Linked DNA regions of Homo sapiens: all the other regions are linked to region 3. A link is a loop called in an ENCODE intact Hi-C map of the cell type or tissue named here. Cell type or tissue: endothelial cell of umbilical vein. All regions are shown on one strand.

Evidence for each region. A loop is a pair of places that touch in the nucleus more often than their neighbours do. Peaks named below come from ENCODE experiments on the same cell type or tissue, not always from the same donor. Only the 100,000 strongest peaks of a DNase experiment are listed, where the experiment ranks them.
Region 1: it touches region 3 in a loop (4-fold over the local background); 3 of 110 quality-filtered maps call a loop at or near these places.
Region 2: it touches region 3 in a loop (11-fold over the local background); 29 of 110 quality-filtered maps call a loop at or near these places.
Region 4: a loop joins it to region 3, with 3 times the contacts of the local background. A loop is called at or near these places in 2 of 110 quality-filtered maps.
Region 5: a loop joins it to region 3, with 21 times the contacts of the local background. A loop is called at or near these places in 22 of 110 quality-filtered maps.
Region 6: a loop joins it to region 3, with 6 times the contacts of the local background. A loop is called at or near these places in 5 of 110 quality-filtered maps.

Annotation. Positions count from the first base shown.
Region 1 is chr12:20,462,615-20,466,614 of GRCh38, forward strand. The region is part of intron 1 of PDE3A (phosphodiesterase 3A); the gene reads left to right. Among named protein-coding and RNA genes, the nearest start is that of PDE3A-AS1, 94 kb to the left of the region's middle. In endothelial cell of umbilical vein, a CTCF peak has its summit at 1,518 (motif pointing right); a DNase peak (open chromatin) is centred at 1,497.
Region 2 is chr12:20,375,038-20,379,037 of GRCh38, forward strand. All of the region lies in intron 1 of PDE3A (phosphodiesterase 3A), which reads left to right. Among named protein-coding and RNA genes, the nearest start is that of PDE3A-AS1, 6.8 kb to the left of the region's middle. RefSeq lists a silencer at 1-52. In endothelial cell of umbilical vein, a CTCF peak has its summit at 2,161; a DNase peak (open chromatin) is centred at 2,104.
Region 3 is chr12:19,737,784-19,741,783 of GRCh38, forward strand. No RefSeq gene overlaps it. Among named protein-coding and RNA genes, the nearest start is that of LINC02398, 270 kb to the right of the region's middle. In endothelial cell of umbilical vein, a CTCF peak has its summit at 1,610 (motif pointing right); a DNase peak (open chromatin) is centred at 1,608; H3K27ac peaks cover 1,223 bases.
Region 4 is chr12:19,527,522-19,531,521 of GRCh38, forward strand. No RefSeq gene overlaps it. Among named protein-coding and RNA genes, the nearest start is that of AEBP2, 90 kb to the left of the region's middle. In endothelial cell of umbilical vein, no CTCF peak of the experiment used is centred here; DNase peaks (open chromatin) are centred at 410 and 2,480; H3K27ac peaks cover 2,018 bases.
Region 5 is chr12:20,600,256-20,604,255 of GRCh38, forward strand. The region is part of intron 2 of PDE3A (phosphodiesterase 3A); the gene reads left to right. Among named protein-coding and RNA genes, the nearest start is that of SLCO1C1, 93 kb to the right of the region's middle. In endothelial cell of umbilical vein, no CTCF peak of the experiment used is centred here; DNase peaks (open chromatin) are centred at 1,626, 2,456 and 2,946.
Region 6 is chr12:19,914,212-19,918,211 of GRCh38, forward strand. No RefSeq gene overlaps it. Among named protein-coding and RNA genes, the nearest start is that of LINC02398, 98 kb to the right of the region's middle. In endothelial cell of umbilical vein, a CTCF peak has its summit at 1,679; DNase peaks (open chromatin) are centred at 1,680 and 2,270.

The DNA.
Region 1 (4,000 bases), 720 kb after region 3:
GCTCTATTTTAAATTTTAGTTTGATTTTTTGGATTTTAAAAAATGTTATTTTCAATGTCTGAAGTTTTTTTATTCTTCATTTACTCTAAACATTTACTTCAAGCTTTCATGCAATTTGGTATTCATTTGTTAAAAACGTCTTGTAAAATATCAACATACTTTAAGAAAGTAAAAGCTATACTTTTTTTTTTTATGAGTCAGCATCTCACTCTGTCATCTAGGCTGGGGTGCAGTGCAGGATCATGGCTCACTGTAGCCTTGACCTTCCAGGCTCAAGGGATCCTCCTACTTCGGCCTCCTGAGTATACCACCATGCCAGGCTAATTTTTAATTTTTTTGTAGAGATAGGGTCTCCCTGTGTTGCCTAGGCTGGTCTCAAACTCCTGGCCTCAAACAATCCTCTTGTCTTGGCCCCCGCAAAGTGCTGGGATTACAGGCATGAACCACTGCACCTGGCAAATCTATACTCTTGATTATGCCCATGATAAATTATCTCAGTTATAGGACATCATCTGTGTCAATCTAAAGAGAGGAATAAGAAGAGTAGCTATTGCCACCAATGAGACTTTTTGAGAATAAACATGAAAATAACTTACAGATATTTTTAAGTTCCAGGTATCAAAATTGTTATAGTATGAAAAGCAATAGAGTAGTTGTCAGAAAACTTTCAACTCATCAGTGACAGAGCTGGAGATAAATATGTGCTGTCTGTACATCTCCACTTCTTTATAAAATGAAAATAATTATCTTTTCCTTTGCTACCTCACTGTGTTTTTTGCAATATTAAGTATATAGATAAGTAATTTGTATGTATTTTTAAAACTCAACATAATTATGTTATACTTGTTATTTATTGCTCAAATCTTAATGCTATATACCTAATATCTAAGCATGTTGTGATTTATTCCTAGATGAAGAATCATCTAAGCCTATGGTAAATATATCAAAAGGTATTATTTTGCTTATATCATAGCAAACAATCTCTAGAGCTACAAGGATGTATAGCTGCAAATAGAAAATATATTTTCTGAAAGATTAGTGAATCTGCTCTTGTTGTTTTCATATTTCTTTCAGTAGTCTCTCAATATATTTTTAAATATTACATTTTCTACTTACAAAAGTAGTATGTACCTGCTGAGGAAAATGCAGAAAAACATTAAGAAGGGGACAAAACATACTTAATCCCACTTCCCAGGCTGGGGAACTGTTTATATTTTGGCATAGTTCCTTTGTTTTGTGTCTGTGTGTTTGTGTGTATATGTATTGTATATGCGTGTGTAATTCTTGTTTTAGACTTTTCTATTTTACAAAACGAAGACCATATGGTATAAAGAATGTGGACACCCTTTATAGATGGATTTTCCACTTAATTTATTTCTTTATCTGAAAAGCAGAACCTTTAATATTCATTACCACTTAGTTTAGGTTGTTAATGATAATGTTTACTAATGATACTGTTAGGCTCACAGTTCATTTTATGTTGTAATCATTATTCTGCACTTGCCACTAGATGGCTCTGTTCTCAGAGTGACTATTTTTCCAAAAGAAAAAGTGCCCTGTATCATTGAAATGATGGGAAATGTTATTGCCCTTATTAACATTATATGGAATGCACACAAATATAATTGCATAATAATTCAACAGAGTATGCCTGTGATAATTTAAATGGTATTTCAATAGATCCACAAATTTAATATATCCCCTTCAAAATGAGGGTTATATTTACTTAGAAAGCAATATATTCACTTAACAAGGTTCACTGTCACTTAGTAAATCAATATTGGAATTATTTTTTCAGCTCTCGCTTTTTATATCAATAACTTTGATATTGAGTAAGTTGTTTTTTCCCATTGCTTGGCTAATTGTTATCATAATTATCTTTTCTGTACTTCAGTATGATGACTGTCCTTCTGTAGGCCCAAGAAATATACTCTATATAAGTAAGATTTTCTTCTGGATGGCTATTACGGTAAGATGTTTTACCGTGAGCTGAATCATGATTACTCTCAAAGCCAATCTGGTTTCAGGTGGGTCCTAAGCCCATGCTAATTTCTATGGCCAGGATTGTACACTATGCAAATTTTCATTTTCCTTGAAGAGTGAGTGCAGGACTATAAATTGCTGACGTGGGATTGAATAAAATGAGACACATGGATACAGACATTAGTTTCTCATGTGCAAAGAAGTTGTGGTCTTTGTTTATACAGGGCTTTCTAGACATACCCAGCTATTTACCATCCAATCATATTTTATAGAGAGAAAAACAGATATTTTAGGATAAACATTCTCACCACATGATGAACTGATAACATGGCACACTCTATTTATACCCCTAGCAAATCTCAGTATTATGAATTAAGAAGCAGTTACATATGAGAATATGAAATTCTAAAAATGAAATTAGAAGTTTAGCCGTTGTGCATAACTCCTGTGTTTTAAGGTTCATCATACCCCATTTTTATTTTCAATTTTTAAAAAATATTTAGTTACATATAGTTCATTAAATTCCAGGTCTAAGTTCATCAAATCTTCCTTTCTGAGGATAAAAGTCGATGAAGTTGGAGGTTGCTTAACAATTTCTTCTCTTTAATAGCATGTCATAGTTTTCATTTTTGCAGAATATGTATTCCAAGAATAGAGTAGCCCTTATATTGGTTCATATTACGTTGTTGGATTACACACGCTCATTCACAGCTCTGATGGTAAAATTTTCTACCAACTCCCCAAGCTAAGTACTTACGTGTGTTAGAATGTTAATTCTCTAGGTAATTTTTAAAAATTTATTTATTTTATTTTATTTATTTGTTTATTTTTTTGAGACAGTCTCACTCTGTCACCCAGGCTGGAGTGCTGTGGCACGATCTTGGCTCACTGCAACCTTTGCCTGCCAGGTTCAAGCAATTCTCCTGCCTCAGCCTCCCGAGTAGCGGGACTACAGGTGCGCGCCACTGTGCCTGGCTAATTTCTTGTGTGTTTAGTAGAGATGGGGTTTCACCATGCTGGCCAGGCTGATCTGGAACTCCTGACCCCGTAATCTGCCCGCCTCAGCCTCCCAAAGTACTGGGATTACAGGCAGGAGCCACCGTGCCCAGCCAGTACTTTTATTTTAAAAATTTAAAATGGTAGCATGTCCTAAATAAAATAGGAAATATAAAAGTTGAAAGTCCTGGAGATGGATGAAATAGGGAAAGAAGGTAGGACAAACAGTTCCTACTTCTTAGAACTTGAGAGACTATATCTAAAAGAATATTCCAGAACAGGGAAGTGTTATAAATAATACCAACTTGTGCCAAAAAATATTACTCATCTTAGATCTCCCTTTTGGGGATTTTGGATCAATAAGAAACCACGTTTCAATGGAAGTGGTGCAGAGCCCGTTGCCTAGTGTGAAGAGCCAATGAACTAAGTCAGCAGGTTAAAACCTGACCCCCTGGCCCATTTATTTTTCTGTCTTTGCACTCTTGAAAAGCATGTTCCCTAGAGATCTATCCAAATAGTCACTGGAGTCCTGAGGCCCCACCCTTTGTCCAGTACACTGAACCGTGTTATGCAACATGGAAATTGTTCCCATTCCAATGCCTGACAGCCAGACTCTTGGAAGACAAGCAAAGAAACAGGATGCTTCTACGGAGCACAAACACTTAGCACTGACAGCTACAATCTGTGAATGAAACTATTTTTTATATGAGCAAATAATTTTTTAAAAATCCAAATATTATGAAGCATATAAACAAAGGTTCTAATAATTAAGAGTTCTTGCTGAATGCAAAGCAACAATTCTCCTGTGTTTCAAGGAGGAGAGGAAGAAGTGAATGAGATACACAGATGCCATTCAGTAGACCATCTAACAGGGTGCGCTGAGTTGTATTTAAGTGATTATAATGTGATATAATGAGTGGTCATGAGTAATACTTCGAATGTGAATGCTTTTTAAAATTTTCAGTGTACTTTTAAAGAAATTATTTAAAAGTTAAATTATGACTAGTGTATTATTTTTAAG
Region 2 (4,000 bases), 640 kb after region 3:
CATATGTCTCCTCTTCAGTGGAGTCTTCCTGCTCCATTTCTGTGTGGTGTTTATATCTTCTTAAAAAAACCCTCAAATTGAGATTAAAAAATATTATGCTTATATTCTGCATTCATGTGTTTAATGAACCTCTGTGAAATAATTCTGAAGACCCTCAGAAAGTCCAGTCTCCTATTCTTGCACCTAAAGATGTGTTCCATTAATGTTCAAATGAAGATAATTCCTTTATATAGAAACTTGAATCCTTTTGGTAATTACCTATATATACTTTCATGATAGGTAGTATTTTTTATTAAAGGAGATTTTTTGTTGTTGTTTGTTTTTTTAGTAAGGCTACTATGGAATTGTTTTAACTTTGAACTGAGAATGTATGTTTGTGCTGTTATTGATATAAAATATACAGATTTGATCACTGAGAAAAAAGTCTAACAGATGTGCCTGAGTTGTAGTTTAGAGGAAGATGTGTTGTATGACAATCGTAAAAAATATTAGTTGACCATACCTGTTCATTGTGAATGTATACCACTGTTTTAAAAGAAGATGCTACCCATAGCTAATGTTACCCATTATCCATAAAGGCCTTTGATCAATCAACCTACCAGGTCTCAAATCAACACATTTTATCTGTGCATTAGTCCTTGTGCTAAAAATCAAAAATAATATACAGATAGATGTGACACAGCATTTGTCTCTGCAAAGTTTAGAGCCTAGTGAGATTAATGAGAAGTGAACATAAGAAAAAGGGAAGTCACAGTGAAATATCTTAGATAATGGAGAAATGCATATAATAACTTGGAGCAGGTTTTTAACCTGGCTCCAGGACTCATTCATCTCCTCTCTGAAATTGTATGCAGAACTTCATTTGTTCATTCTTAGGAGCAAAAAGTCTTAGTGTCATAGGTTTTCAGAAGGTCCTCAACACATAGATGGTTAAACATAAATGGCTTAGATTTTAAGCAACTTTACATTTTGAAGACATGGAGAATGTTTTTGAAAATGGAAATTACTTTGGTGTACCTTTACAGTCTGCTCTGAAACAAAGGTAAAATAATATTTCATTTAGGACATGTTACACTTCAAAATAGTACACTGATTGATTGTATTTATGTCGAGTTAGTTTATGACTGTAAATAGCTGGTTGCACTGATATTTTAAATGCTTAATTCTGAAAAGGCTGTAGTTAGTAGACTACAATTAGTCTGATTTTAGAGAGAAGGAAACTGAGAGTTAGCTATATGTGTGAAGATAGCCCAAGGCAAGATGGCTTTTGTCCATTTCCTCTTTGACTTGACTGTGCTACTGAGGAAACAGTAGGAAAGGAGTCAGGCTGCTAACTTTAACCCTGGGTATCATTTGTAATTTTTCCCATGGAGCCAACTCTAAATTCTCATTCAGCATTAGAAGACTGAATAATCAGATTGAGTGTCAGATGTGTAAATAACACAAAACTTGTTAATACCAGGTAGCCTCTGGAATGAATTATTCTTGACTTTGTCACGTAAATGAATATCAGTTGCACTGAAAAGTCTAACTTTGTGGAGTCTTATCAAACAAAAGTATTTAGCAGTGGCTTAAATATTGAATATTTTTATTTTAGATTTTCAATATGTTTATTTTTGTATGTTCAGGATTTCCAAATTCAAGGCAAAGCATAATCTGCAGATTGTTAAGGCATTTCTTCATTAGCAAAAACAGCTGGTAATTTTTTTCACCTGTTATTTTGCAGTGTTTCCTTAGAATTTCATTAAAATATAAGTAAATAGGGTATAATATCAGAGGAGGTCATGAAGAACATTACCATTTCGAAGATGGAAAGCTATTTGAGAGAAGTCACAAACTAAGCAATGTCTGTGTTTTTGATTTGATTAGAGCTGTCATTTGTTATTTAGGAATCTGTGAATGATTATTAAAGCTTTCAAGTATAGCCAGTCCTGCTAACATAATAATAATATTACATTAAGGGCACTCATGTTCTTTCCTCCTGAGAAGATGACTGGTTACAGGGGGCACATATTGTTTGCTGAAGTGTGTGTATGTGCATGTGCATGTGTGTACCTGTATGTGCATTTATGATTTGTGTGTGTGCATGTGTGATTTTCCCCTGGCAGAAAATTGCTTTGGTTGTATCAATTTAGTGAAGAAACAGTGTCACCCAGTGGCTTTGATGAAAACAGTCCTATAAACATTATAGATAAGCACTGTCCAGTAGAAATACAACACAAGCCATACATTTGATTTTACATTTTCTAGAGGCCATACACACCCAAGAAACAGATGAAATGAATTATAATAATATGCTTTATTTAACCCAGCATAGCATGTCAACATGTAATCGGTGTAAAAAAAATGAAATATTTTGCATTCTGTTTTTTTGTGAGTCTAAATATCTTGTGTGTGTTTTACACTTAAAGCACATTTCAGTTTGGCCTAGCCCCATTTCAAGTATTAAATAGACACAGGTGGCTAATGGCTACCATATTGGACAGTGCAGCTCTATATTTTTAAAGATTTGTAATATTTGAGATACTAATGTCACCTCTTCAGTTATAATGAAAAGTCTTTGTAGATTTAATAACAATATACAGTCTTTAAAATTATATGTGTAATCTTGATAGCTCATTTTTGTACCACTCTAATAGTTGCCAAGTCTATTTGCCCTTTTTTCTTCATTTCTCATTATTGCATTTATTTTAAAATATGATTATTTTCATCGGAGGGGGAGATTTAGCAGAGTTCCTTAATAAAAGACCTTTATATTAACCTGATTTATAACACAGTATCAATATTTCCAGTTAATTATGAATTTGCCTTTAGGAGTTTGGTATGTAACAGGGATTGCTTATGGATACACTGTAAACACAACACATGTTCATGATGATTAGTCTATAATTGGGTTATCTAATGTCTCTTTAGAAATGAAAGTGCTTATGTTTGTAGGTCATTATCTTTGTAACTTAGGAAACTAAAAGTCACAAGCCTGCTCCTAGCTTTAATGGATGAAAATTGTAACAGTGTCTGTAAAGGGCTAACTTTTCACTACTGTTTATATAAATACCACTTTCATGGAAACACAATGAAAATGGTTCATTCTGTGTATAGAGCAGATTGGAGATTTTGATAGTGTGGAATTTTTAAAGTAGGAATTTAGATTAGGTGAGTTTTGGAGCCATTTTCTGAGTTCACTCCGGTTTGCAATTTCAAACTGATTTCAGATGAAAAAGTCTGGAAATGTTTAATGTCATGTCCTCTCCATCACCTTTCCTTATACTCTATGAATTCGTTAACAATAGCCGTAATTCCAATTCTACATCAAGAAATAAAGAGAAAATTATATATGGCATTTTACTTTATATATAGATATATAGATTAACTTTTAAAAATACATTTATTATGTGTATAACGTTTATATCTGTGTGTGATGCTTTTAGTGATTGGGACAGGGTATATTACTTATTTTTACACTGCAGATTAATATAGACAGATTTTATATCATAGATACATAGATTTTCACTTACTAGAAATTCTAAAAAGATCAAAAGGCAATAGAATCATGGTATACAAAGAAGCACATTTGGACAAAATGAAATAATGTGGATGCTGGCTCGCTTCTGGTAAAAGCTGACTTAATTTAGAGTTCTTGAAGAAGCTAGCTGAAGAATGAAATGTCATTGTAACACACATCTGTTTCTTGAAAGAGTTTATACTTGAATGTAACTAGTCACTGTTAGCTCTGGCTAATTTTGAAGTTGATTTAAATTAATATAGAGGTTGTTCTGGTACTTTTTTTTTTGGTCAGTCTTTTTCTGTTCTCCATCTCTATCTACATGCACATTTTCTTTCATTTCATTTTCTTTTTACCTAATAGAGTCTTCTCCCTCCGAATGTGTTTAAAATTTTAAGGAATGCCATTCTGTCTCTCCCAGTACCTTGTTAGAATATTGAAATAATTTTATGCAAGAATCTTGTGGTTTTGGTTTAATAGGATTTTAGTAAAAATTTT
Region 3 (4,000 bases):
TCTCTGCCTCAGCCTCCCGAGTAGCTGGGATTATAGGTGCCCACCACCACAACTGGCTAATTTTTGTTTGTATTTTTAGTAGAGACAGGTTTCACCATCTTGGCCAGGCTGATCTTGAACTCCCGACCTCATGATCCACCCACCTCGGCCTCCCAAAGTGTTGGGATTACAGGCGTGAGCCACTACACTTTAATATTTTAATAACTGTCTTTTCCATACAACTTCACAGCATATCATTGTGAGAAAATAAAACATCCTTAAAACCAAGAATAAATGAATTGTTAGGAGACTATTTTTATAAATAAGACAGAAAATTAATAGGAATGCCAAGGATCCTTAAAAGCTATGCTTGTCTGTCTCTTGGGTTCTTGGTAATATTGAACTTTATCTCTTTAGAATAATTTTTTTTTCTAGTTAAATGCTTTTTACATAGAAAGTTTCAAGTAGTTTTTTTGAATGAAAAATATTCCAGTTGTTTCACACTCCTCCTTAGATGTCTTTTCAGCATTGCCCTATACAGTTATCCAACATTTCAGGCAATGGAGTAAATTTTCCTGAGATTACCTCAGACTTACTTGAATTAGTAATCTGATTGAATTTTATTTGTTTTATGTGAAACATTCCCTGAGCATCTCCATTGCTATAGGGGATCCTGTTGGAAGAGAATCTTCTCTGAAGGGGATTTTGCGGGTAAGAAAGGGTTAAAAAGACCGGCGCGGCGGCTCACGCCTGTAATCCCAGCACTTTGGGAGGCCGAGGCGGGCGGATCAGGAGGTCAGGAGATTGAGACCATCCTGGCTAACACGGTGAAACCCTGTCTCTACTAAAAATACAAAAAATTAGCCGGGCGTGGTGGTGGGCGCCTGTAGTCCCAGCTACTGGGGAGGCTGAGGCAGGAGAATGGCGTCAACCCGGGAGGCGGAGCTTGCAGTGAGCCGAGATCCCACCACTGCACTCCAGCCTGGGCGACAGGGCGAGGCTCCGTCTCAAAAAAAAAAAAAAAAAAAAAAAAAGAATAATAGTGCTCCTGGTAGCCCAGAAGTTAATACCACACTATCCCACAGAGGAGAGTCAGTTAGTGTTTCATTGTGGCCTTCATCTACCTATTGATGCCAGTGTGGAGGCATGAAGTTATGCTTAAATCTGATATATGATTTTCCAAGTTAACTGTGTGTTCTTTCTTTCTTAATTAAACCCCGTCTATAGAGTTACCATTCAGGTTTCTGCTATTAAACTGAGGGATCTTTTGATGATTGACACCATTTCCTGCTGTACAAACACTCCAAATATTCTAGTTTTCTCAGAAGCTTTTAAAGAAAGACACTATCTACTTACCTTTGGACCCAATAGATTTGTAGCTTTTCGATATGGTAAATATTGTAGGATATATTTAAATTAAGTACTTATTTAGTTTGTGGAGTAATATTTTGCTATACTCATATGCTTTGTGTATTTTGGACACTTGGAAAAATGATTATTGTATTTAAGCTCCACACATCAAGTTATTGAAAAGCTCAGGGTTTTCATCAAAGCAGAATGTAGGTAAGTTTCATAAGTATTTTACTGTATAAAGTTTTAAAGACACAATTAGACAATTTAGGCCAGCAGATGGCACTCTTACCTTTGTCCTCATTTGAAGAGATGTTTGAGGTTGTGGCAACTTCTCTCATAACTAGATCTCAGAAACTGTTGAAAATTGCATTTTCCTATTTTTATTTAAACACAGTTTTATAAAAAAGCAATAAAGTTATTTTTACGTTGATAGAGAAAAGTGGATGAATGGACAAAACCATTTCTATAGATAGTCTGTTCAATTATTTGTTAGCACGTGAAATAGTTAAGATCCATATGGATGAAAAATGCTCTTACTGCAAATGCGTTCTATATTGTATAAGTGTCTTTTCTTTCTTATTTATGAACTCAGAATCTTAATCTGATAAATCCAGCTGGATGAACAATAGAATGAGAACAATGCTCCTCTTGTCTTTTGTTTCTTGGATTTCATATAATAGCTTGAAATCATAGGATCTTAGTGCTATAAAGAGCCTTGGAGATCATTTAGTTGAACATGCAAACTTTTAGGTGAGGAAACCAAGGCCCACAGAGGTGAAATGACTTGTCCAATTTGAAGGTAGAAATACTGCTTTTAGTTAAAAGCAGAAAACAGGACTCACTGTCTTCAGAGCAAAGCTGCACAAGAACCTTATGCTTTATAATTGCATTTTGCTCCGTTATTCTCTGACGGAATGGAAGGCAAGGGAGCTTTGGCCACTTGACTTATTGGTGGAGATCGATAAATTTGTCATGTTTCTTCTGCTTTTGCTTTTTTTCATAAAACTGCACACAGCAGCTAAGAATTCAGAAATGCCCCTCAGATATATCTAAATATCCAAATCAGGCAAAAAACATATGGTAGGAATCTTTTTTCGTGGTAATTACAAATTTAAAGAGGGATACACACATTTTTAATAAAGTTTAATTTAATAAAAAAGGGGCATACCAAGACTAGGGTAATCTACATGTTGCAGATATAAAATGTCCGAACTCTGAACTAGTTAACTGAGTAGTTAGTTCATTTGCAGTGGAGATATTTGTGGAACCAGGGAACATTCATAAGCAGTACGGGATTAGTAGGATAGGGTATCCAGTTGGTGTTCAAGAATATCAGTATACAAAAAGCATCTCATTTCTTTATTGTTATGAATCAAATTAAATATGGGTTATTCCATTTTCCTGGCTAGCAGGCTAGCAGGACATCCAAACTCAAGTTTTTTTTTCTTTTTCTTTTCTTTTTTTTTTTTTAAGGAGAACTTCCCTACTTCACGCAGAATGGGAAAAGACCCAAGGGGCTTAAATAAACCAGAAAAATTGGACCAGGGCCTCCATTCTCTGCCTTTGTTGATAGTCACTGAGATGTTTGTTGTTTAAGCTTGTGTGGTCCTTTTGGAGGCATTTCTCTTTTACCATTCACCGCCTTCGTGGGGCATTGACACAGAACCTTCACGCTGTGCAGGGTTCTAGACATTCACACAGAAGCTCTGCTACTTCTTAGGTGCTGTGAAGGTGCGTGTCCTCTACTCCCAACCTACCACCACTGCTCCAGAGTCCACCATCCCCAGCTTCCAGTCTCTGGATATCTAGCTCACTTCAGGGTCTAGTGGGGCAAAACGCTCCAGGCCCTTTGGGACTCTATTGCTTAATTTGCTCCAACGGGTCTGAAGCCAAAAATGGTTCCTCTTCTCCTGGGGAATTCAGAACACAAAAGGAAGTCTGACAGAAGAAAAAAAAATAATCTCTCTCTCTCTCTTTTTTTTTTTTGGACAGTGAGTTTTCAGCAAGAAGGATAGAACAAATTTTAATTTCTCAATAATGTGGCCTATTTCATAAGGCTACACTTTATTCTAGCCATACGTTTTTATGATGAGTGACAATACAGGAGGAGGTGAAAGGAAGATCCAAATTCACAGAAGCTGCTGCTTCTAAGTGTTGATACTAACCAGGTCCCTGAGCTCTTGCTGGGTAAAAAGTAGGTTACTTTTAAGTGGAACAACTGTTCAAAGTACAAAGACTGGAGTACGTGGGGGGAATAAAGAGCAGTGGTTTTTTCCCAGAGGAGCGGGCCTCTTCTACTAAGCAGCCAAAAATGTTTATTGCTGTTTAATGTTCTATTGCCAAACTTGATTTCTTTTCTTCTCAGAAACCTTTAACTTCCTATCAAATAGAATCCACACTTACTGCCTACTTTATGCCTTAGGGATCCTTGAGAATTTCCTAGGTTAATTTATGCTAAGTGCTATTAAGGCATCATCTAGACAAGTGAATGCCCTTCCCCCGCCTAACCATCTTTTTTTAGTTGTTTTTGATGTACCTCCTAGACTAGGACCTGAGATAAATGTAAACTCCTAGAAAATATCCCAGTGAGCGAAGCTTGTCAGGTCTATAAGGCAGAAGAAAAAGATTATTTCTGACATGACTGCCCATTTCTCCACATGGTGGTGTA
Region 4 (4,000 bases), 210 kb before region 3:
AAATAATGGTTGGTTTTGCTGTGAACCTAAAACTGCTGTAAAAAAAAAAAGCGATTTGGATTTGGATTTTCATTTGAAGGTAGATTTGTTGATAGCATGGTTATAGTATGAGAGAGTCAGGGTGGACTGCAGCGTTTATGGCTTAAACTACTGGTAGGATGGAACTGCTGTGAGATAGTGATAGCAAGAAGGACTGCAGTGTGGAGCAGGTTTGGGGAGGGATGAGTTTCAGAATTAAGCTTTGAATGTTTTGTGATTGGGATGCTTATTAGATATCCAAGTTGGGGGGGTATCATGAGTCAGAGATGTATAATGGAAATGATGTCAGGAAGGCTGAGGATGTAATTTATATATATTTTTGAAATCTGTGGTAAGTCATTACACATGCATAAAGGTAAGTTTATCATTTCACCTCCAGTGAACAGTTCTAACTGCTTGGGATCAGCTTGAACAAGAGCAGGACGCTGGACACTTGAGTTGCAAGCAGTACGGATTTAACCTAAGACCTAGTAGAAATATACTTCTGATAAGCTTATCAGCTGCCAAGTGGTGGTCAGGAATGATTGGTCCATGGTTCAAGTTGCTGGTGATTAAAAAAAAAAAAATTAGAAACAGAAAGAAAACTGCTTAGCTTTTATTTCCTGTGTACTGAATACCAATTTAAATCAGCCATCCTGCCAGGCGCAGTGGCTCATGCCTGTAATCCCAACACTTTGGGAGGCTGAGATGGGTGGATTACTTGAGGTCAGGCGTTCGAGACCAGCCTGGCCAACATGGTGAAACCGCGTCTCTACTAAAAAATAAAAAAATTAGGCTGGGCGCGGTGGCTCACGCCTATAATCCCAGCACTTTGAGAGGCTGAGGCAGGGGGATCCGCACTTTGAGTGGTTTACAGGCACGCCAGGCATGGTGGTATTTCTATTATTTTTTTGAGACAGAATCTCACTCTGTCGCCCAGGCTAGAGTGCAGTGGCGCGATTTCAGCTCACTGCAACCTCCGCTTCCCGGGTTCAAATGATTCTCCTGCCTCAGGCTCCTGAGTAGCTGGGATTACAGGCATGCGCCACCATGCTCGGCTAATTTTGTATTTTTAGTAGAGACAGGGTTTCTCCATGTTGGTCAGGCTGGTCTCCTACTCCCCATCTCAGGTGATTGGTCTGCCTTGGCCTCCCAAAGTGCTGGGATTACAGGCATGAGCCACTGTACCCGGCTAGCAGGAAGTGATTTTTCAAAAGATGTAGGAAGAATAAGGTGAAATTTGCAAGAGGAAACAGGAAATGTAAAAAAATATAAAAAGTTTACCACAATTTTATGAATTTTTAGTACCCAGCATATACTTGGTACTTGGGATATAAATGAGTAAGGTGTTTTGTTTACACTTTCCAGATGTGGGCACAGGAAGAGCATAGTGACATTAGCGTAATTTCTATACAGTGTGAAGTGCCCTGTTGGAGGTACGCCTGGAGTAATGTGGAAGCACAGAGAGCACTTGACCCACCTCTAGAGCATTCAGGCAGGCTCACCTCAGAGGTTACCTTTGAAGTAATACCTGGGACTTAGTGATGGGGAATGGAGGGGAAGATGGAGGGGTTTAAGACAGGGATTTCTGTGACTGTAGAGTGGAACAAGAGCTTTGTGTCTAGGTGACGGCCAGGAGTGGTGGGAGCTAAGTCTGAAGAGGTAGAGAGGACCAGTTGTTGAGGGCCTTGTGTTCCAAATAAGCTAGAGCTTGGGCTTTATGTGAAAGATTTACTGGTAAGATAACTGTTTTGATGTACCTACGTGACTGGTGATGGGGAAACTAGCCCAAAGGCTGCTGTTCTGCCCTGCTCCCCAGTGAGGGAAAAACATAAAATAAATCACTTTTTGAAAACATTCAAGACTTACTGAAGAGTAAGATTTGAAAATATTAGAATTCATTACTGGGGAAATTAATTTTTTTTAACAGTTCTTAATAAAATATGTTACCTATTAAATCAGTTCCAACTTCCTTGGGTATCGTGGGGGGTACCTGAACTTACTCATGAAGGTGGTGGCCTTTCTGGCTATGTATTGGTCTTATAGTAGCCATATATGTTTTCTTTCTATGTGGGATGTTAAAGTACTAGAATAGCAGTGCTAGAATAAATTTCCCATTTTATCTTTGTGAGAAGTAATAAAACACCAAAAACATCCTTAAAACACTAAAATACACAAAAATATGGTATGCCATTATGGTATGTCATATTCAAACTGGTAGAGAAGTCCAGCCTACACCTATTTCCAAATTGGGGGAAAGTAGGCTCATTAACATGGGACTGAGCCAACAATTATTTTTTTCCTCCAGCATGATGGATGGCTTATTTTGTGACATTGTGTAGATTGTATAGGAACTTAGCAACATAGGAGATATTTCCTGAAATAGAGAATGACATTTGGCATAGAGAGTTAGTTGATATTTACTGTTTATAACGAAATTTGAACATTAGACATGTATTCCAAGCAGATTGTACAAACAGGAAATAATTGATTTTTTTTTTTTTTGCCAGAAAAGGGAAAAAGTGAAAGTACAGAAATGAATCATATAACAAATATGTGTGTACCAGGCACTTCCTGTGGCTGGGAATATGGACTAGCAGGCCTGCATTGGATACTTGATTATGAAGATTAGAGGTTGAGATACTTCTAGAACGCTGTTTCTGGCGTTGTTTCATCCATCTCTTGGAAAAAATATAAAACTATTAGTTTGGTATCTTACCTTTTAATCTTCTCCCACCCGTAATTCAAAAAGGTTTCATGATACAGCAAGATAACAATTTAAAAAATGAATAGAAATAAGAGAGGAAAAATTTTAAAGTAAGGCGCAGCTGGAGTGATCTCTACGAAATGCATGCTCTTAAATTTTATATGCTTATCAGAGGTTGGCCATAAACTTGCTAGCTTTGAACTAATTTATGAAGGAGTGCATGAGGATGTTGGAAGATTCATAGCATTTATAACTGGGTAGTAAGCATTTAGAATTAGCTGGACAGTGGGCTAGGGGAATTTGTTTAGCCTTCACATTTAGTCCTTACAGTTAATGTATGAAATGTGGGTTTTACTATTTTTGTTTTACAAATGAGATACTTGGGTAACTTGTCCAAGACATACAGTCAGCAACAGTTCTGCTTGACTATAAATCCAGAAATCTTACTAATGTGCCACTTTGATAAATAGTTAATTGAATGTATTTTGCAAGGCTGTGTTAAAAGAATAAGCATCTTTGAAAGTATATTAATCAGTGTCATACACATTCTAACCAAGCTTTGCTCATCTCTCTGCATGCTTTGAAACTATTTCCAGTTGTTATGCAACTGATTGCCTAGGGATTGAAATGACTTTTAGTTGATGACAAACAAGATAAATATGTTGCAAAATCATTAAAAATACTTCACCTTCACTGATTCCTTCTCTACTGCTCTTTTTTCCTTTATATAGACCTGAGTTTCTCACCTGTATCATTATCCTTCTCTCTGAGAAACTTCTTTTAATATTTGTTGCAAGGCAAGACCACCGGCAACGCATTCCCTCAAATTTTGTTTGAGAAGGTCTTTATTTCTCCCTAATTTTTGAAGGATAATTTCACAGGATATAGGATTCTAGATTGGTGGGGGGTTTTTTTCCCCCTCTCTCAACGCTTTAAGCATCTCACTCTCTTCTTGCTTACATGTTTTCTGAAAAGGATGATGTTATTCTTATCCTTGGTGCTCTGTAGATAAGGTGAGTTTTTTCCTCTAGCTCTTTCCAAGATTTTTCTTTATCTTTGATTTTCTGCAGTTTGAATATGAAATGCCTACTTGCAAGTTTTTTGCATTTATCCTGCTTGGTGTTCTCTGAGCTTCCTAGATTTGTGGTTTGTTGTCTGATATTAATTTTAGGAAATTATCAGTTATTATTGCTTCATATATTTCCTTTGTTCTTCTGTCTCTCCTTGTATTCCCATTACATGTATTTTACACATTTTTAATTAGGTTGGTGCAAA
Region 5 (4,000 bases), 860 kb after region 3:
ATACCTCAGTACCCTCGTCCAAACTGATTCCTTCTCTTTTGATTCCTCATTCTATGAAAGACTCTTAGCTACGTATCTTCCCAAACCTTCATCCTGAAAGCTAGCCTGACTCCTCTCTCCACACATACTGATGATGCCAGTATTCTACAGGACTTTCTTATTGCCCTTACTAGTTAATCAAAGCTCTTGAATATGGCTCATATTCCTGCCATGATCTGTTTCCTCAGACCTCTCCAGTGTCAACCTTTCAAACTGAAGCACTGTGTACTTCACCTGAGCTTTGTCTTCAAAAGGCCATTCTTTACCTCCAGGCCTGTTAAGATCTTTTCCTTTTCCAGAAAACACACCCTAATCCTTTGCTTACTCTTTTCATGTATGTACCCAATTGTGGAAAAATTTGTAGGATTGCTTTTTGTGTCAGTACTATTACTTCTCCTTGGCATTTTCACTGTTTTCTGGACAGTGCTTATTCCAGAATCAGGTTGTTAAATAATAGTTTTTAATCATGACTCCAGTATTTCAGTGTAACAATTCTCAGTATACTTTAAGTGTGAGATTAGAACATGCAATTGTGCTAGGAGGTTGAATGTTTTAAGATGGCTTCCAGAAAAGCAGTGATTTGTTTCAAAGAACTGTCTCAAACACTTTAATTTACTTGTCTTTTAAGGTACAGAATTGGAGAGAGGGCATTTACTTATCTTTGAAGGTTTGGAGTATGTTACTTATGCAGTCATCATTTCTCATATTATTGAGTGCCCACAAAGTACCAGATACCACACTGGGGGAATGAAACCTAGCATTGCCCTTGTCCTTGCACAACTTTGAGCCTGAAGGAGGAAGACAGACCATCACATATAGACATACCAAAAGCTGAATCGAGAATTGTGGCAGGTGCTATTGCAACGAGGATCTATGTATATATGTAAGATCTGGTCAGAGATGCAAGGTTTCTCAAAAGGTATAGCTCCAAGGCTTTTTGTTTGTTTGTTTGTTTGTTTGTTTGTTTGTTTTTTGGCTTGCTTTCGTTTCTGCTGTTTTCAGAGTATGAATGGAATATCCCAATAGGCATTAACGTGGAAATGTTTGTATGGTCCTGAAGCAGTCAGGGAAGATGTCCTGGATTAAGTGTAGAAGAGGCAAGTCAGTAGCCTAGATAAACACCCATTGCATATGGGGCAGGAAAAAGTCTAGTGTTGATATGGATAAAACAAATGGCAGTAAAGTTCCACAAAACAGTGTGTTCAAAGGCATTTGATGTTTTGTGTTAATATTTTAATCACAGTAGAAAATTACATGTGGGAAAATGTTAATCAAATTGTGCATGGGAAGAAGTCACGTTTCTAATATGTCTTATAAAAATTGAGAAACGTAACAACTAAAATGTTTGCAACTTAGACAAATCATTAATTATGTAATTGTAATTTCACTTTAACAATGATCCTGAGGGATAAGACACATTTTAAATTTTTTATTTCTACCAGCAGACTTATGTAAGTTATTCTTTTTTAGCTTTTTTTTTTGTTTTCTGTGAAAAAAAACTAAATTCTGCCTGTTAATGAGGCAGTAGCACTTGTTTTAAAAGAGATGGTCAGATAATTCTTTTAAAAGGCAGAATACTGCCATCTGTTGTTCACTGAAGTTTTTAGCCTAAGCAAACAGAAGCCTTAAGTTCAAATTTAATAGCAATTCTTGATATTTAACAGACAAAGACCAGCCCACATTTATCAGCTTTCTGAGTTCGTACTTATTTCAGAGATTCTTAGTTATTCCTATCATTTTTTAAAACTCTTTCTCATATCAGAGAAGTGCTCACATCCAGTTAAGTTCTCTTTGCTTCCTGTTTCTTCCAACAACAGAAATAATAATGTTTTTTATTTACAAAGTAATTTGTACTTAACCAAGCCTTCCCACATTTGTGTGAGCAGTCACATGAGTAGCTCATTGCCTGAATTTATTATATCTTTGCCAGCTACATCATCTTTTCTAATTAAGAGAAAGAGAGAAAACCAGCGTGCAACTTAAAGACAGCTAAGGTTATCTTCTGAAAGATGCGGGTTCTTACTAGAGTAAGTGATGAATAAGTATGTTCCATTTCCTAAATAATAAAACACTATTGTAAAATTGTTAACTTTGAGTTGTTACGTGAGTTCGCTAGTGTCTGGAAAGTAGTTAGAAAATATAAACAAGACAGAATTTTTCACCAATTTTTGACTTGTTTGCTGATAGCTTGCAGGGACTTGTATAAGGACAGAGGCCATGTATTCCATCTCATTTGGTGACTTGCAGTGCTCTTTGAACATCAAAAGAGAAGGATGTTAAGAATTCTGGTAACTAATGAAGTTTGTTATGTTTCACATCTCACATGGAACCTGCCCACAGACATGTTGGGAAGCAGTTTGATGAAGGGCCCTATAGGTTTTCCTCCTACTGTACATACATATTATCTTAAGGAAAAAATCCAAATGTAAACTCATATTCCCTGCCAGAAAATTAAAATACGCAAACATCTGCTTCCTTAGGATGGCCTTTAGCCAAGGTTCAGCCTACAATGAGTTACTGCAAAATTTTCACATGATTTCATTTTTTAAAAATTTCCCAACCAACTTCAAGTCTAAAATTATAAATGGGTCCTATGAAAGTATAAACACATATGCAATTTTGCTGTCTCTGAGGTCAGAACCAGTAATGCACCAAAGATCATTGTATCAAATCCAGCTCATCTTCTAAATTAATGTAGTACATTAAAGACCAAGATACCATTTCCTAGTATCACGGACAGCCTCCCAGAGAAAGAGTTGGAGGGATGGAGTGGCACGTAGTGCTACAGAGATGTAGGAGGAGACAGCTTCCAAAAACTCATCACACATCTTTTCCCAGCATTGAGGACCAAAGTTGGATGAGAAAAGCCCCAGTGACTATTTCCTTTTTATGTGTCATCTCTTACACTGTTTATTCGTCTCTTATCCCAACTCCCTTTCCACCCTAAGAATATTCCTCCCATGCTGTGTTTGCCTCCCAGGGTGCCTCCCAGGATGACTAAATAGAAAGAAAAAAATACTTCCAACAATGGAGCTATGATGCCTGCTTTTAGAATTCTTTTCACATCCTGTGTTATAAATCATTCCAATGCAATCAACCATATTAACTGAAACCAGGACTTCTGTACAATCACTTTTTAAGAACTTAAAATTAAAATCAGGACTATTATGAGTATTTTGCAGTAGGGAGTACAATATATCTGACTGCATTTACCTAGAGTAAGAAGTGGAAATAGGTTTTTGTTTTTATTGTTTTATTTATTTATTTAATTTATTTATTTATTTTGGTAGAGAAATCATATCTCTGTGCTATCTTCATTTATAAAGGAACTACTGGCCCAGTTCATGTAGGGGACAAACACCCACGTGCACAACATACATTTCTTTGCACACACAATCTTTCTCAACAACAATGTTTCACCAACAATAATGATAATGTTGGTGATGTATAATACTTATCAAACATATATTTTGGACCACGCACTCTCACAAGTCTTTATGTTTATGATCTCATTTAATCATCAATTACACTATACAGTCGATATTACTATTAATCCCTTTTTAGAGAGGAGACAAGAGCTAAAGAAATAAAATGAGCCAGGCATGGTGGCTCACGCCTGTAATCACAGCACTTTGGGAGGCTGAGGCAGGCGGATCACAAAGTCAGGAGTTCGAGACCAGCCTGGCCAACATGGGGAAACCCTGTCTCTACCAAAAATACAAAAATTAGCTGGGCATGGTGGCGCATGCCTGGGGTCCTAGCTATTCGGGAGGCTGAGGCAGGAGAATTGCTTGAAACCAGGAGGCGGAGGTGGCAGTGAGCTGAGATCGTGCCACTGCACTCCAGCCTGGGCCATAGAGCGAGACTCCATCTCAAGAAAGAAGAAAATAAAAAAGGAAAGGAGAGGAGAGAAGAGGGGAGGGGAGGAGAGGGGAGGGGAGGGAGATAAAATGAATTTACT
Region 6 (4,000 bases), 180 kb after region 3:
CTTCAATCATCTGACCCTTCTTCAAGTCTTACATTTTGTGGAACTCCCATATGCTATGTAGGTAATTTAAATGGTTTTTCTCTTGTTAATCTGCCTTATGTTAATTTAACTTTTTGCCCAAACAATCCAGAAGTGTGGAGGGAAGCCACTTTTTCCTCCCGTACAGGAGAGTACACATCTGAATTTTAGAACAGTATGAATTTCATGCAACTTCATTCTTTTAAATAAAGTTAATTCTCCAAATGCAAAATCATCTGTGATTTAAATTTTATGCTTTCCTAACTCATTTTATGTATGTTAATTTACATATTATGCACAAAAAAATAAAAAAAAACTCCTATCACGTGTCTTCATTTTTGTTCCAGAACTGTGGGCACGTTATGTATGCCAGCAAAAGGGAATTCAAGTAACCAGATTAGAAAGGTAATTAAGAATGCAGTTGAGCAAGATACTCAGTCCCCAGTCCTATGCTGGAGTAAGGTATGGTAGAGAGAGAGAAGAGAGGTGGGCAATAATTGTAAGTTCAGTATCAGAAATAGTGGGTTTTGGAGAGGAAGGAGTTTTCGAATGTCTGATAGGAAGCAGCCATTTATCAGCTTATTTGACCCTAGACATGTCAATTAAACTCTTTAGGTTTCAGTTCTTTTTCCTTGTGGATGAAAGGACTAAACCCCATTAGAAATACTTTCCTGCTCTATGATACTTTGATTCTTACTTTCTCCGTAATGGTGGGAAAACAAGAAAGAATAATCTGAGAAAAAAAGGATAGGAAAAAGATAACAATTATTAAAGATAGAGAGATGCAAAAAAGAGACATGATTGCTGGTTATGAAAGGAAAAATATTTTAAAAAGTAAGAATTTAGGTCTTCATTCATCCCCCTCTGAGTTTCTTGAACAAATATTTATACAGTGCTAGTCAATACTTACGTAGCACTGACTACATGCCGTTTTAAGGGCTTTATAAATATTAACTCATTCAACAAGAATATAAGTTTTACTATTATTCCTATTTCATTGCTGAGGAAATAGGCACAGAGAGTTTAAGTAACTTAATCCAGGTCACATAGCTGGTAAGGGCCAGAGCTGGATTTCAAACCCAGGCAGTCTGGATCCAGAGTTCATGCTCTTGTAATGCTGATTTTACTGTTAGAATTTGCCATACATTTTCCTCAGTGAAAACCCCCACATCAAAGACAAAAACTTATTGAACTGTAACAAGTATAATAAATCACTCCAGACATATTTAGGCTAACACATACCCTATTTGTTTCTGTGTAATTACACTTTCTCAAGAGCCTGCCACAATTGGTATCACTGTTTTCTTATGAACTCTTCAAGCAAGACTAATGCAAAAGGGAGAGGATTGTTCTTTGTTCAGCTGCAAACCAGGTGGCACAAAGCACAGAGAAGAAAGCCAGGCTCCAGAGAACGTGTGAAGGCAACCAACTCTCAGAGACACTTGCATAATTAGTCAGAAAGCATTTTCCTTCAAATGACTGCAATTTTTAAAAGCGCTATCCCATTTTTCTCCCATCACCCTAATTAAAAAAAGACAACAAAAAACATACAAAAAAACCTTCCCCAAAGCAAGACTACTAAAATAAAATGGTCTGGCTGTGAGCAAACATTTGAAGCTTAAGTGTTATGTTGACCTTGTACTGCAGGAGGCAGCATCTCATTAATAAAACAATGACCATGTGTTTTTGTTGTTGTCCTTGAGGTTCTTTTTATGTTTGTTTCAGTATTGTGAATAGGACTGTGATTGTCTCATTCTCTAATATGCTTGATTTCTATTCAGAAAGTAAACAACTGAAAGGTTTTGTAAAGGGGTTAGAACCAGTGATTGTTGCTGATTTACTTCTGTGAAATTGAGTCCCTTTCCTTTTCTATTGTTTGTCTACTGTTAAATTTAATTTCTTGTGCTCACAATTAAAGTTTAAAATATTAGAGTCGGAGGAAGCTAGGAGATCATTTCTCTTGATTTAATTCTCTGATTTTACAGATATGGAAACAAGATCAGAGTGGTTAAATGGCTTGTCCAAGACAGCTAGTGGCATAGCCAGGACTGGCTTTTCCACTGCAGGTTCTGTGCTCATACCAAGCTTCATTGTTTGATCAGTCTGGAGTTGAGCCTCTGTAACACCCTCTTTTCTTTTTCCCAACCAAACACATCCTTCTTCCACCTCATATCCCTTTATTTTCTTTCATCCAATCCAATTTATTTTAGTAGGAGATTAACAATGAGTACCTGTGAAGTTAATGTTGATGTCTAGAGGGTAATTCAAACTTGCTGAACTTCAAGCAATGAAATGTCTTGGGAGCCATCCATCAGAGGTGCTTTGAGGCTATGCTTGCAGAGAGAGAAGTCCCGACTGCTGGAAGCTAGGGCTTCCTTTATTCCAGGGTATTGCAGTGATGTCAGTGTGTGTTAGAACTTAGCATTGTGCCTCTGGTCCTGCTGCACTGACTCTCCCCTCCCCCCATCATCTTTTTATATTTTATTTAAATATGCATGAATTTCTATTAAAGTCTCTCTTCTTTCTTAAGAATTAAAATTGGTATCTCAGGATAGAATCTGTACTCTCCCACTCCCTAGAACCCCAAAGCGTTCCTGGATTTTCCTGTATTTGCTTCTTTCCAAAAAAAAAAAAAATCTTGCATTTTGCCCATCAAATTTCATTTACAACACCCCGGTCCATAGTAATATTTCCTTCCTTTACCCTAGAACATCTGTATTGATAGCTCTTGTCTTACTATTGTTAAAAGAAAAACTTTCATCAAATTAAATTTATCAGAGCTTAATTGAGCAAAGAATAATTCCTGAACCCACAACCCTCAAAACGAGAACAGGTTCGGAGAGCTCCAGTCCACAGTGTGGTCAGGCAGCATTAATAAACAGAGGAGGAAGTAAGATGCAGAGATAGCTCTCCTGGTTACAACTCGGTGTTTGCCTTATTTGAACAAGATCTGATCAGTTGTCCACCTGCAATTAAGTGAAGCTCAGCTGTTGTCACTGGCTGAGACTCAGGTATTGTTACAGGAGTACTCCTAAATTAGGTCTTCTGTTAGTTTATGTGCTAAGTGAGGCTGCAGTTTGTTATGAAAGGACTCACATCCTCAGGCCAAATTTAGTTTAACACTACTTAATGTTCAAAGTCTGGCCTCTCCAGCTAGATGATAACCTATCCCAGGTTATTTTCACATCCATTTTGCTGTGGAAGATAGGCATCTATCTAGGGGATTAGCTAACTCAAGGCCCAGCCCCTCTCCTAATCCTTGCCACCACAATAAAAAGGATTTTGTGGCTAATTTGATTTATCAAATTTCAGGATGCTGATTAGGCCACATTTGCCAAAGGGTTGATACTCGTTTAAAGGTTACCTATGGATATGACCCTTTCTTCTCTCTTTCTTCCAAGTGGCTGGCAGGCAGGCTGATCCATAGGGCAGTCTGGCCACCCACCTTACTCTCCTCATTTAAAAAATCTGGGGTAGCTGCCTGATCATAAAATTTAGATTTGGGGCTAGGTAGAAGGAAAAATCACTCTTTAATTCTTGAATCCAATTAACATAGAGCTCCACGTTGGGGTTTCAGGCTGTGCCAATATCAATAAAGTGTTGTTTGATTTTGCCTTTGCTCCTTTATGTCTCCATGAGATCCTTAAGGAGAGATAGTATGCCTGATACTAATATAGGATTTGGGTATTTCTACACAGTTTTTTTAAGTGAGCACATTAAAGATTTACCTTTTTAATTAGCCCTAAGTGTGATAAATCTGGTTCAAAGGAGTATACTAGAGAACAAGTGTAGTCACTGAAAGAATAAATATTGAATGAAAGATTGCTAAGTTAGGTACAATCTAGTCAATGTCCTCTAGAGCAAGTAAATATAATATTGGGAGTTATCTTTTTTTTTTTTTTACCTGACAGGAGTCATTTGGATTTACTATATAACATCTCTACTAATCTCTAGGAGACAAAATTTATTTTCATTGTTATTT